2 separate regions of the Homo sapiens genome follow, and region 2 is linked to region 1. A link is an interaction called in ENCODE POLR2A ChIA-PET data of the cell type or tissue named here. Cell type or tissue: OCI-LY7. All regions are shown on one strand.

Evidence for each region. Peaks named below come from ENCODE experiments on the same cell type or tissue, not always from the same donor. Only the 100,000 strongest peaks of a DNase experiment are listed, where the experiment ranks them.
Region 2: POLR2A ChIA-PET joins it to region 1 with 7 read pairs; 1 of 35 experiments calls an interaction of 5 or more read pairs at or near these places.

The regions. Positions count from the first base shown.
Region 1 is chr11:115,495,342-115,499,341 of GRCh38, reverse strand. The region is part of intron 1 of CADM1 (cell adhesion molecule 1); the gene reads left to right. Among named protein-coding and RNA genes, the nearest start is that of CADM1, 7.1 kb to the left of the region's middle. In OCI-LY7, a CTCF peak has its summit at 2,312; a DNase peak (open chromatin) is centred at 1,781; H3K4me3 peaks cover 1,118 bases; H3K27ac peaks cover 721 bases.
Region 2 is chr11:115,254,252-115,258,251 of GRCh38, reverse strand. All of the region lies in intron 1 of CADM1 (cell adhesion molecule 1), which reads left to right. Among named protein-coding and RNA genes, the nearest start is that of CADM1-AS1, 140 kb to the left of the region's middle. In OCI-LY7, no CTCF peak of the experiment used is centred here; DNase peaks (open chromatin) are centred at 381, 1,251 and 1,731; H3K4me3 peaks cover 1,869 bases; H3K27ac peaks cover 2,109 bases.

The DNA.
Region 1 (4,000 bases):
TTGTGTCATTGGAATAAGTCTGATATGCAAAAACCAGGCTTCTGAAGGCTCAGATTTAGATTTCTACAGTTTTTTATTTGTCTTTTCAAGGATTAATATTAGCAGTAGAACTGGTTCTGTATAACTAAGGAAAAAAGGAAATGTTCTTAAGAACAAGAACAGAGCTTGATTTTCTTACCAGGAACTTGCCTCTTTTCATGAAACCAAGAAAAAGCTGAGAATTTTTTTTGTTGTTTTTTAAAGAAAAAAAAGTTTTATTTTCGAAGGATGACTTTTTTTTTTACATTGATCAGATTTTTCTTTTTTCCCATTTTATTATGGAAAATTTCAAATATGTATACAAAGTGGGAAGAATACCATATTTAACCATGCATGCAAATCACCCAGTTTCAATAATTATCCACCCCTGGTCGCTCTATCCCCTCTGTGCTTCTTCCTTTCCTCAGATTACTTTAAATAAATCCTGAACATCCTATCATTTCTTCCATAATTACTTTTAGAATGATTTCTAAGATACAGCCCCTCTTTTTCCACTCCTTATCACAGTATTATTATCTGGCCGTACGCACAGTATTCTCACCTGGATGTACCGAATTTTTGCCTTAGCTTTACTGAGGAAGAGAGAATGAAGGCTTGTTGCAGTTGGTGAAAGCAAAGGCAGAGGCCAGAGAAGCTACAGCACGATTATTGCTTCTACTGAGGAGACCTTCTCCTATGGTTTGGTTTATTTTGAGCAAGGTTTTGTTTGGATCGGATAAGATGAGTTTTATTGTTGTGCAAATACAGTTGTGTAAATATGCAGTAATTGTAGCTAGTCCCTCAACTGTGGCGTGCGCTGGAAAGCACCGTTGGCGAGACTGGCCATTTCCAATTGTTCCCATAATGATTACCGTCCATGTGAGGACTTCTGTAGGAAAGGCTCATGTTAGTTTGATGACTATGAGATACCCCATTCGTATATTTGTCTTTAAAGGCCTCCATGGTATAAATACCTTTGCATTTTGTGAATATATTGCTTAAAATAAAAATGTCTCTTTCCATTTCGAACTGGCTAAGTGCTAATTTCAGCCGCTATTCTGTAACTGAAGTGATCACAAAATGCCTTCTTTGGTGTGGGAAACTCATGCATCAGGCTGTAAGTATTTGGGCCTTATTTTTGTGGGATGGTGGTGAAGGATGGTGGGGAGAGAAAAGGTTACTACCTTTACTTCTTAATATTTGCTCCATTGATTTAAAATGTGAATTTTTAACTTCAGCTAGAAATGTTGGAATGCTTCAGTGTTAATTTCAAAAAGTCTTTGGTTTTTCTGAAAATTGTTCCGTTTTCCAAGGTTCATGAAATGTGAGGGTTTTTTTTTTTTTTTTTGAGGCTCTTTCTCAAAAATTTCATTAAATATGGACTATAAATCTGAAGCATTTAACATTTGGTTTTTTTGTTTCCAGACAAACAGGGAATTATGCATGAGATGATTTTGAGGGGTCCGAATGGCCCTGGACAGGTGAAAACCTGCCCCCTGCACCGCCCCCTCTGAGTTGACCAGGCCACAAGAAAAGCACAAAGGAATGCCTACATTCACGATTTGGGGAGCACCAGCAAAATCGAATAAAAAGCCTTAGTTTGGAAACCATCAATGAAGGAAGGAACCCACTGGAATGTTTGTAATTACAAGTGGCACCTCCTTGTTTAAATTTCAGAAGCCACAGTTTCTTTTTCAGAGATTTAAATTGCAGGCTCTAGCCAGCAGCTGCTGTTGTGGTTAATGGGCAGTTTCTCTTTGAAGATCTTCCAAGTGCTGGTTCTCAAAAGCTTTGGTGCAGTTGGCCTTGAACTAGGGTTAGAAAAAAGGGCGATGTAGATATTTATACAAATGCACAGCTCAAATGACGTGTGGCCTTTATTATTACTCAAAAGAAACTTGGTGTTAAGGTTGAGAAAAACCCAGCACTGAGAAAAACCTGTTATGACTGACAGGTGTCTTGAATGAGGTGATTATCTTAAGGGAGATAAGGTGGGAGAAATTTTTTCTTTTAGTAGATGTTTTACTGGAATACAGGCATTTGACCTAACATTTTGATCTAGGTATTTCAGAAATGTTAAATAGGCTTGAAATGAAAGTGCTGTGATATATATTTAAATGCTACTCAGTGTTTGAAGTTGATATTCCAGTGACATAGACTTTTAAAAATGCCTAGAATAAGTATCTTGCTCTTGGCAGACTTCCTTGGGAAGGTAGGTGCTCTGATTCCTCGTTGGCTGTCCAGCACTGGACTGCAGTGTCTAGTTGGAATTGAGTTATGCCGTCCCTAGAGGAGGTGGGAAGAATCTGCCTGAAAACAAAGGGTTCTCCAGTTCCCTGACTCCCATTGTCTGTGCCATATCTCCACTTGGCTGGGATTAACCTAAAAGTTAACGTTTAAAAAATTTGAACCTTTAATCTTTTTGCAGTAGGTATCAACTTTTCTCAAAGTCTCCATTATTACCAATGACACCATTGACATCCTGGTCTCCAAGGCCCCTAAATTTGGAGTCTTTTTTCCCCTCCTTAGCTTTCCTGCTTGCACTGAAATAAAATGGGGCTGATTGTTTCTAAGTGACATTCTCTGGAAACATCAGTGCCCTCTCCAAACTGTGTTTTGCTAACAGGAGGCTCCTAGCCAGTTCCCCCTACTCTAGTCCTCTGCTAGCTACTGCAATTCTAATTCTTTTCAGGACAGGATCATAACATTTCCCATTCAGAAACCTAATCTCAAATTCTTACTTCTTGCATCAGATTCAAACTCCACACTGTTTTGTCTTTAGGTTGTTCTTCCTCAATTGCTCTCCCACTCCCTCTCTATTGCCCTCATTTCTTATTACTTTTCAGCTTAATCCTGATGGGACTGGAAGACTGATGATTCTCCAGTGAAACTGAGGAAGAAAGTGGTTCTGCCTATCAGCCTTCAGCTGGTTACCTTTGCATAAAATACTCTCTTTATCTTTTTTCCCTTAACTAACTGTCTTGGTTTGTAGGTGTAGGATGGCTGATTTCTCTTTGCCTACATTGAGAATAAACACCTTCCTTTTACATCTTTCATTTTAACTAACACATACTTACCTAAAAGGTACCTCAACCCACAAGTTTCTTTCTTGACTTCACAGGTTTATACATGATTATGTTTCTTGATGCTAAGCCAAACTGTGTTGATATTATGGCCATGATTTTCGTGAAAATTTAAAACAATACATTCATGAAAATGTATTGTCTCCATTTGGTAGTTTGTATTTGAATATGGGGATTTCCTACAGCATGAAAATTGTGTAATTGACTAAACAAATTACAAGCTGTCAAAGTAAGACTTTCAGACAAAAAGTGAAGTCCTTTAGAAGTAGGAAGACTTTTTAAGGGTCACAGTCAGAGGGCCTCATGTGGAACTGCTGACTTGGGGTGAATGAGATTGGCTCCTCTGAAGATGATCCAAGAGATACCACCACCTTAGAGGAGTATTTGGTGCTTGTGTCTGGTGCGTGTAGTTACCTAGTTACCAGAAAATAATAAATAAAATAAAATAAATCCTAAAAAATCTACCCAGAGAGATGGAAGGGAAGTGCTTTAAAACCCAGGCCTTTATTAGCTAGTGTTTTCAACACGTTTGACTTTGGGAGCAGAGCTGCCTGGCTAAATGAAGTTACCGCCATCAGTCACTGCCAGGCCAGCATCGGGACAGGTCTAGGAATTTAGTTACATTTTGCATTTTGGTAGATAACATAGAGGGTGGATTATCACTGGCTCAAGAAACAAAAAAATGAAACCTTTCTTTCTCAGTCTACCTGCTAAATTTGTTATCGTAAGGATCTTTTCAAAGCCTTTATCTGGGAGCAATATCTGCCAGAGTTCTTCCTTCCTTTTTTGCTTGCCTGACACCCTTCCCTTCAGAGTTCAGTTCTTGCTAGTAGAAAAAGGCTATGCAGCATGATAATACAGTGATTTTAAAAGTTGATTATCTTGAAGTATTTTGGGAC
Region 2 (4,000 bases), 240 kb after region 1:
GTACTAGTAATGGGCAGCAGAAAAAAAGGGACATGGATTAACATTCGGATAAAGTCAGGGGGTCGTTTACATGGAAAGGACACGATCTGGCCATGAGAAAAGTCCTCATGGAAATGATCACCCTCAGAGGCCTGAGAAGTTAAGTAACCTTCCCAAGTTTATCCGGTTAGTCTGTGGAAGAGCCCTGCTGTAAGCCTCAGTTTCCTCATCTATAAAATAGGCAAATACTTTGATGGTTGGTAAAGGATTCAATTAGATTACGTATGCCAATTCTCAGAGCATAGACCCTGGATCAGCAGTGTCAGCATCACCTGTGAGCTTACTAGGCATGCAAACGCCTGGGCCCCACCTCGCACCTGCTGAATCTGAAACCCTGGGAAGGGCCCAGCAGACAGGCCCTCCAGGTGATGCTGATGCATGTGACAACGTTTGAGAATGCAGATGTATGCAAAACAACCAACAAACACCCTTAAAAGGGTGGCCTGGCATAGAGCTAAGGTTCAAAGCAGCAGCATTTAACTGCTGCTTTTATTACTATTAATATTACTTGGTCCTGTCATTTATACTAATAATTTACTCTGTGTACAAGCCCTACATTCTTCATACTTTTTTCATTCACTGGTGAATTAGTGATAAAAATAAACATTTTCTGACAGATAAACATTTTTGACATTTAAAAGATGTCATAGAACTGGATACACTAACTCCTATGCTCCTCTGGTTACAGTGCTAGAGAATACCAGCATTCTAAAGGTTAAGGTTCTAATGTGTGCTTTGGACATATTTAGTGCTTTTGACATGTCAGGAAGCTTCCAGTCTGGACAGTGAATAGTGCTACAATTTAATAACATAAATGGAGTCTGTCTGATTCTGCAAAGAAATGGCCTTCCTTGGGGCCCAGAATATATAGTTCCTTCTGCAGTTACACTCACAGTATTTTTAATCATTTCATGATTTTATTATATCCCAAGTATAAGGTGCTACAAAGAGTCCCTGGTGCTGGCAGTCACTCAAAAATTGGCAAATCTAAAAAGTGAATAGAACAGCAAGTAGCCCATTAGATTATTTTTTTCTTTATTAAAAAAAAACTTTTTTAAAAAGAAAAACTACCGTATAAAGTTGGAAGTGTTGATTTTGGCATCTTATACATGAAAAGTAGTCGTAATAAAGTGCCTCAATTGTTGGTGCTTGTTCTGCAGAAATTATGGCTGTGCACAATTGTGAGGGCTTAACTGGGTTTCCAGGAAGTACGTAATTCACACTCTAAATGTGACAAGCATGACTGCCCATAAACCTAACGACTTTTTTAAGAGACCAAAATTCAGAATGTTATTCTCTCTGAAACTGCACTTAGTAACCCAGCAGAAAACTGTTCAGAGATCTGCTCCCATTGCAATGAAGGCATCTGGACATACCAGTGGTAAGAACAGCTAACAGCTTTCATATAAGAACAAACTTTTTAGAGGAAGGAGTAAGTGTGAACCTATTGCAATTGCCATATGTTAAGGAACACAAACAATAGGAACTAGAACATGGCAATGGCCATTTTGTTGCTGGCTCTCTCTCCCTGCCCACCTCCAACCAGAAAAAAAGTTTACTGGAAAACTGAAACAAATTGAAGTCCTAGGTATATAAATTTTCAGAGTGATAGGAAAGAACCTCCCCCACACTGAGCCTTTCACTCTGAGGTGAATTCTCTGGTTTCAAGGTAAGTGTTACTTCCCCCTGTGAGCAGCTGCTAACGATGCTGTTAGCCTATATCCGGATGGCACAAGGCACGCTGACTCCAGTGACTGAGAACAGGGCCAGCAGTCCAGGCTGATCCATGGATATTCATTAAGAGGCTGTGTGAAATGAAACTGGTGTTTACTTTTTCTTCTCCTGGACATTCTATGAGGCTCATTCCAAGCCTGATTCTTTCTGCCTCAAGCTTAAGACTCTTGTTATTTCTCTTAAACTTTGGTTTATGCTGTTACCTATATTTTTACAGCAATTTTTATCTGCTAGCCAGAGTGAAAAGGCCTGTTGTAATGGGTAAGATAGCTTTTATTTTTTTCCTGCCTTCAAATCATATAGCTGAATTTCATCACTTCTATAACAAACCTCTGCAGCCTCTTTTCAGTTTTCATTTTGGAACACTTGCTTTATTTCTCTATTTGCTGTTTTTGTCTTCACTGGCCTAATGCTCACAAACACAAAACACACAGTAACAATAAAACCAAGTAAGCAAAAATTCAGCTAGGGTGCTACCGCTTGTGAACTGACAGACCCCACTAAGGGTGAGAGCGCTGGCTAGAAGTAGTCATTTTTGCAATTAAGTGCAGAATAATCTATTTGCATTGGTTACAGTCAGCTAGCTGCTTTGGGAGAGGATTTTTCATTTGTGCATTGGTTGTTGTTATTTTTCATCTGTGCATTGCTCGTTGTTTGCAACTTAAGGAAGAATGATACATTCAGTTTCCTATTGATTTTATCCATGAGCCACATCAATTTATCTTCCTGCAACCTTGAATTTTTAAAAATTTGTTTTTAAACATGTTTATTCCTGGAAACTGGCCTAATTTGGTGGCTAGGATTCATGATCTTCTTTATCCCATTACACCAAGATTCACCAGTTTCCTCAAAACAAGTTATCTAGGAATATTTCTCTTTCTAGGATCTCCTTTGGTTTAGCTGTTAGTCTTGTGTTTATGACTGTGATATAAAAGAATGATTGGAATTAATATACTCCAGGCCAGCGCTCCTCAAATTAATATGCGTAGGAATTATCTGAGTCTCTTGTTAAAATGCACTTTCTGACTTAGTAGGTCTCGTGTGAGTTTGAGATTCTGCATTTTTAGTAATCTCCCAGGGATTGTCAAGACTGCTGGTCAACAACACTGCATAGCAAAGCTCTGAGGGGACTGGTGGACAGGTGTCCTAATTATATTTTTGGTACAATTGGGTGCTACGGAAAACCCTCTTGAGTCATATTGCAGAATGTATGTGTCCTTTGCCCTTTAACTTCTGAAATTAGCTCTTTGCTGGTCTTTCCTTAGAAGGCAGCTAGACCTTAACTGACGTTTATAGAGGCAAGTAACGCTCATTTCTTCCTTTAAAAGGGGAACACTGATGCCAAAGCCCGTGCGCCTGACCTCTGAAGTATTCTCGACTCCTGCTCACTCTCTTTTCCTTCTCCTGAGTTCTGCTTCCTCTTCTCTATACTCTTTTCCCTGACTCTTATCAGCTCCTGAGCACTCTGTGGCAGTCTCTTAACTGATCCTCCTGACTCCAGCCCTTTTCCTCCTCAGCCTCCCATCCCTCTCTACATAGAAGGTATCTTTCAAAATACAGGTGTAATCATTCCCTGGATTAAAATCACTTAATGGCCCCCTATTGATTACAAGATACAGTGCAAATTCCCTAGCCTGGCATGCAATGTCATTCAATATCTGGACCTAATGACCTTTCCAGAAAACGTTCCTTCTTGTCTCTATTCAGAGCACACTGTATTTTTCATATTGTTCCAAATATGCCACGATCCTCCTTTCAGATTTCCTCTCCTTCTTCCCCCTCTCTAGAAGCTGCACCCTTATCCCAACTGAGCTGGTCATCCTTTTCTATGGTACCCATAGCATATTAGTAACTTGTGACTTACAAGTATGCGTTTGTTGTCTCTGTGTGTGTGTGTGTGTGTGTGTGTGTGTGTGTGTGTGTGTGTGTTTGTCTCCCTTGCGCATTAGGAACTTCTTAAAGTAGGGCTGTTTTCTCTATTAGCACTCTAGGTCCAATACTAAGGCCTGTTTCCTTCCAAGAGTCTTGTGAAAATCCCCGAGATATCGAAAAGTATTGGCTTCAAAATAAAATATACAATTGGAAATAATTTTGAAAGCAAAAACCCTTTGAAAATTTTAATTCAAAATTATATTTAGTGTGAGATATGGATGATACTTAATAAGTCTTGATGTTATATGGACCAGTTACTTCAAAAAGTGAGAGCGCCTAGCACCCATGAAGTCTT